2 separate regions of the Homo sapiens genome follow, and region 2 is linked to region 1. The links are chromatin contacts, found by Hi-C or POLR2A ChIA-PET in ENCODE. All regions are on one chromosome and are shown on one strand. Each heading gives the region's core, a stretch centred on a gene start or an enhancer-like site at or near the end of the contact. The rest is flanking DNA. Distances are from core to core; before and after follow the strand shown. Region 1 overlaps LINC00189 (long intergenic non-protein coding RNA 189). Region 2 has its middle 49 kb from the start of TIAM1-AS1.

Evidence for each region. A loop is a pair of places that touch in the nucleus more often than their neighbours do. ChIA-PET counts read pairs that join two places held with the same protein, here RNA polymerase II (POLR2A). Pooled maps may share reads with other maps.
Region 2: a map of posterior vena cava shows a loop between it and region 1 (14-fold over the local background). The contact joins two enhancer-like sites. A Hi-C loop is called at or near these places in 1 of 168 maps with a recorded cell type or tissue (posterior vena cava) and 2 of 50 pooled maps. POLR2A ChIA-PET finds 5 or more read pairs at or near these places in 1 of 52 experiments (GM12878).

The regions. Positions count from the first base shown.
Region 1 is chr21:29,231,895-29,234,816 of GRCh38, reverse strand. The region is part of intron 1 of LINC00189 (long intergenic non-protein coding RNA 189); the gene reads right to left. Among named protein-coding and RNA genes, the nearest start is that of LINC00189, 40 kb to the right of the region's middle. RefSeq lists enhancers at 581-680, 1,111-1,290. Within about 2 kb of position 1,481, at least 6 of the 41 ENCODE cell types and tissues checked have a DNase peak (open chromatin) inside an H3K27ac peak, as active enhancers do.
Region 2 is chr21:31,508,295-31,511,216 of GRCh38, reverse strand. It overlaps a transcript of TIAM1 not described here. Among named protein-coding and RNA genes, the nearest start is that of TIAM1-AS1, 49 kb to the left of the region's middle. RefSeq lists a silencer at 1,357-1,416. Within about 2 kb of position 1,401, at least 3 of the 41 ENCODE cell types and tissues checked have a DNase peak (open chromatin) inside an H3K27ac peak, as active enhancers do.

The sequences.
Region 1 (2,922 bases), core at 232-2,731:
GGCAGCCCTAAAGGAGGACAGGCATTTCTGTTTTCATGGCCAAAATTTGCCTTTTGGCCTGCCATGCACCCCCCATCCTGCCCCCATACAAACCCAAGACCTTAGCGGGCACATACACAAGAAGCTGGACATCAAGACCAGCAGACCAGTGGACCAGTGAACCAGCAGACCAGTGACAGTGGAACAATGCAGCAGAGAAAGAGAGAAAAGGAAGGATGTCTGGACTCATAGGGGAGCTTGGCCAGGGGTGGCTGGAGAAGAGTTGGGCCGCTGGATGCCCGACTCCAGGGAAAGACCACCTTCCCACTCCATCCCCACTTCTGCCTCCCCATCCATCTCACTGAGAGCCACCTCCACCACTCAATGAAACCTTGCACTCATCCTTCAAGCCCATGTGTGATCTGATTCTTTCAGGACACTGGACAAGAGCTTGGGATAAAGAAAGTTGTCACGCTGGCCCCCTGCCCTCACAATAAGGCAGAGGGTCCGTTAAGCTGATTAACACACAAGCCGTCTGCAGACAACAAATCTGAAAGAGCTTTGTAATACATGCCTACATGGGCTTCGAGTGACACAGAGACCCACCCCTAGACTCTGCCGTGGGACAGGAGCCCAAAAGTGCTTGTACTGGCCTCTGCACCTGCCTGTCTGCATGCTCCTCCTTTGAGCTTTGGGGCGACCAAGCAGGTGAGCTACACCTGTCGCACGTCCTACAACCATTCACAACATTTTACAAAATAATGTAGGTAAGGGAAAAGACAATTCAGACAATCAAAAATATTACAAAAAGTTCACAGCTGCCTAGTTTACAGCTGCCTGTCTTGTGACTCAGGCCCCATAATTCACATTTCCTTATGGCTCAAAATAATTTAGAGTTCCAACAGCTTAGATTTTGAATCACTTATTTTCACAATCACAAAGCATAGTAGGAGTCCCAGAGAGAGAGCATAGCTCACACATAATCCAAAAGTCTTTTGTAGCCCATAGTTTCAAAATCACTCTCCCCAAGAAAGGTGAGGAAAGCTGGTATCATAGAAACCAAATGGGCCCGTCTGAGTTTCATTTCCCTCCCGCTGAGAGGTAATGATGAAACACCATACAAGTACTGCTTTGAAAAGCACCTGGATTCCCCAGGTTCTTTTAGATTACCTCATGGGAAATAAAATAGAAACAAATTTAAAACTATAACTAGGTTGGTTTTTTGTTTGTTTGTTTACCAGTTAAGACCTTAGGTAGGTACATGCTATGGGCTGAATTGTCTTCCTGCAACCTCCGCCAAATGTATATGTTGAACTCCAAACCTCTAGTACCTCAGAATGTTCCTGTTTTGGGACATGATAAAAGAAAAACTTCAGTCGGTTTAAATTTAAAGGAGTTTAATTGAGCAATGAACGTTTCACAAATCAGACAGCCCCCAGAATCACAGCAGATTCACAAAGACTCCAGCGCAGCCATGTGGTGGAAGATTTATAGACCAAAAAAAAAAAGAGAAATGACGTTCAGAAATTGGAAGTGAGGTACAGAACGGCTGGATTGGTTAGAGGTTGGCGTTTGCCTTATTTGAACACAGTTTGAGCACTAAGCAGTGTATGAATGGTTGAAATATGGCTGCTGGGATTGGCTAGGATTTAGCTATTGTTACAGGTGCATACTACTAAGTTAGGTTTTCAATTTTATCTGCCTATTAAGTTAGGTTACGGTTCATCCGCAAGGACTCAAATATAGAAGTAGGGAGTCCTTCTCAGGCTATAGTTTGCTTTAACAGACATAAAGGCTTTAAAGAGGTAATTAAGGTAAAATGAGGTTATTGGCATGGGTCCTAATGTAATCTGACTGGTGTCCTTATAAGATTAGGACACAGACACACAGAAGGAAGACAATCTGAAGTCACAGATCTACAAGCCAGGGAGAGGGGCCTCAGAAGTCAACCTGCTGACACATTGATCTTAGATTCACAGCTTCCAGAACTGTGAGAAAACAAATTTTTGTTTTCTGAGTCACCTAGCGTCCTTCTGGCACTTTTTTATGGCAGCCCTAGTGAACTAATATAGTATATTAACTTCTCCACAATTTTAGTGCATATTTAAAAATCCACCCTTAGGGAGTTGCTTACTAATCTGTCTCTCACTTTTAATGCTTTGTTGACGTCCACATTGCATCAGAGCCATGTCAGAATAACTGAAATAATAGCACAGCCAGTCTGGAGGTTTGGGCTGTCAGATTCGTAACCCTTGATCCAACTCTGTGGACATCATCGACATGTACAGTTTGTTACGATCTCCGCTTTACAGATATGAAAAATGGGGCTTGAAGAGGCTACAATACTTGTTCGAGTTCGGCAACTGGAGAAGGGAAGGGCTAGGATTTGAACCTAGATGGCTTGAGTCAGAGGGTGTGCTCTTAACAATTATGGGACACTGTCTCCCTAAGCAGGGAGGAGAGGAACTGTGATATTGAAACTGCCTTTGCAAAATTATGACTGAGACAGTGAAAGAGATCTGACCTAACCAACTCCATCTTCCTTCTAACCTTTAAGCTGTCCTTGTCCCTTCCTGGGCATAGACCGAGCTAACTTTGGGAGGAATTTATAGTTTACAACAAAGACCATAACAGCCCTTTCCCAAAACAAGCCTCCTTCTTGCCTGGGGACTAGACTGCCTTTATAGGACCAATTAGCCACAAGATTTGAAATTATGTTTTAGGACTTACGCAGCTGGAGGCTACAGGATTCTGACCCTCCCTAAACTGCTCATAAGATTAGTGCTTGAAATATTTTGCAGATATTTTGATGGATCAGCTGGCACCACCCAGACTGATAAACTGGCTCACCTGATCTTGTGGCCCCCACCCAGGAATTGACTCAGCACAAGAGGACAGCTTCAACTTGCCATGATTTCATCTCTGACCCAACCAAGCAGCACT
Region 2 (2,922 bases), core at 152-2,651, 2.3 Mb before region 1:
CTAACAAAGTGCCACCAACAGGGTGACTTAGAACAACACAAGTTTATTCTCTCGTTGTTCTGCAGGGCACAAGCCCAGACTCAGGGTGCCCGCGGCATTGGTTCCTCCTGTGATGCTGTGTAGAATCCTTCTTTGCCTTTTCCTAACTTATGGTGCTTCCCAGCAACCTATGGCATTCTTTGACTTGTCTCTCTTCTGTTGCCACATGGCGTTGTCCTATGTGTCTCTGCTTTCAAATGGTTACCTTCACTGTGTGTATCTTTGTGTCTTTTTTCTTCTTGCAAAGACACCAGTCATAGGAACTCAGGGACCACCCTACTCCAATATGTCCTCATCTTAATGAATTACATCTGCAAGACATGATCATAAAAAGTAAACAGTTTTTTTTGTTTTTTTTTTTTTGAGATGGAGTTTCACTCTTGTAGCCCAGGCTGGAGTGTAGTGGCATGATCTCAACTCACTGCAACCTCCGCCTCCTGGGTTCAAGCAATTCTCCCGTCTCAGCCTCCTGAGTAGCTGGGATTACAGGTGCTTGTCACCACGCCCGGCTAATTTTTTGTATTTTTAGTAGAGACGAGGTTTCATCTTGTTGGCCAGACTGGTCTCAAACTCCTGACCTCAGGCAATCCATCCGCCTTGGCCTCCCAAAGTGCTGGGATTACAGGTGTGAGCCCAACAGTTTTCAAATGAGGTCTGTTATGGGCTGAAATGTGTTCCCCCAAAACTTCCTATGTTGAAACTTCATATGTTGAATCCCGAACCCTCATTACGCCAGAATGTGATTGTATTTGGAGACAGGACTTCTAAAGAGATGATGAAGTGCAAATGAGGTCCTTAGGGTGGGCTCTAATCCATCTGACCGTTGTCCTTATGAGTAGAGGAAATTTGGTCATAGAGGCACCAGGGATGTGCACGCACAGAGGAGAGGCTGTGTGAGGACACAGCGAGAAAGAAGGCAGCCATCTGCCAGCCGAGGAGAGGCCTCAGGAGAAACCACCCTGCTGGCCCTTTGGTCGCGGACTCCAGTCTCCAGAACTGTAAGATAATAAGTTGCTGTTGTTCAAACCACCTAGACTCTGGTATTTTGTTATGGCAAGCCTAGCAAACTGATGCAGTTACATTTACGGGTACCCCGGGTTAGGACTTCAGCATATCTTTTTGGGGGATGCACTTCAGAACCATAGCACCAGGCTTTGCTGTCAGGAGGTCCTTTGATGGCTGTGCCTCATAAAAGATGCTAGTTCTGGTCTGGGGTTGTGATTTTCATGTCTTTTCTGCCTGGGCACTAGTACCTCTGCCTGAGATAGATAAACACACTCTCGTGGTGGGGAGGGGCCCAGCGGTAATTGGCTGACTCATCCCTGAAGTTCTGCGGCTCTCCAGGCACGTGGAATTTACTGGTAGAAAGAACTGTCCTTCCAGGTAGGGGGCGCCCCTGAGAGAGAAACATGCAGCCCCGTCTTTGTTGCAAGGGAAGGGCCTCTGACTTTTATCCCTTTTAGAGATGATCTCTGTCTGACAGTGTAGACAAAGCACAGGGCATTGGAACTGTCTTAACTCCCTGCCTCTCTCTCCTCTCTGTGGGTCCTTGATGCCTGCAGGGGACTGAGAGAGGCGTGCCTCGGGAAGGAGATGAGGCATGAGACATGCTATGAAACGGCTGGTTATTTTTACTTCCTGCCTGGGTGTGGGTGTTTGTGTTGACAGTGGCGGAGGAGGTGCAGTGATGAGTGCTGGAACAGTTGGGTGCCCGAGGAGCGGGTGGGAAGTGGCGCCTGTGCCAGGCAGGTGACTTGGTGCTCACATGGCCCTTGAGTGGGTCCTGGGGGCTTTGCAGGACTCCAGGAGAGCTGGGTTTGCACCTCTGCCGGGGGATGTCTGCTTCCTTTTTCCATGTCATATTCAGGAGGCTTCCCCATGCCATGCCTGATCCATCCAACAGGGTGAGACACTCCCAGCTGTAGTAGTGGTTCCCTAAATGGGTGAGTCTCCCTGGGGTGACCTCCCAGTCTCAGCAGGTAGGGTTTGTCGGGTAGTCCTGAAGAACCGTTGTGCAGGGTGCCCTCCATACCCCATAATCTCCACCACGGAGGCACGCAGATACTCCAAATGTATTCAAACATAGATCTCATGGAAAATCAGTGGCCTGCTCTATGACCCAGCTTTAAGACTCATTCCCTCCAGGGGGTCTCACCTCTTGCTGGCTTCTCTAGACATGGGGGTGGAGGCATTTTTGTTCATGACAAGGCATGGGGGAGGGGCAGGTGAGTTCGTAGCACAGCCCAGTTTGCTAAATGTCCTGCAGCAAGTCATATCTTAATACCAATAGTGTGCGCATAGGTCTCCCATGGGGGTGATCAGGAACTGCCCTGTGGGCTAGCTTGAAAAAGACTCCGTGGGAACCTTAGGACCACTTCAACGCTAGGATCTCGGATATAGTCTAAGGGCACACTCACCCTACAGAGTCAGAAGCTGAGACCCAGGTCCACAGGCCAGGATCGAAAGTTGGTTAGAAATTTCAAGATGAGTCTGGGCGCGGTGGTTTATGCCTGTAATCCTAGCACTTTGGGAAGCAGAGGCGGGCAGATCACCTGAGGTCAGGAGTTTGAGACCAGCCTGGCAACATGGAGAAACCCCATCTCTACTGAAAATACAAAATTAGCTGGGTGTGGTGGTGGCTTATGCCTGTAATCCCAGCTACTTAGGAGGCTGAGGCAGGAGAATCGCTTGAACCCGGGAGGCGGAGGTTGCAGTGAGCCGAGATTGTGCCATTGCACTCCATCCTGGGCAACAAGAGCCAAATTCTGTCTCAAAAAAAAAAAAAAAAAAGAAATTTCAATATGAAAACCTAGTTCTTTATTTCTCTATCTCTCTCCTCCCCACTCCAAGGAAAGGTAGAAAAGAATCCAACCTAGGACTACG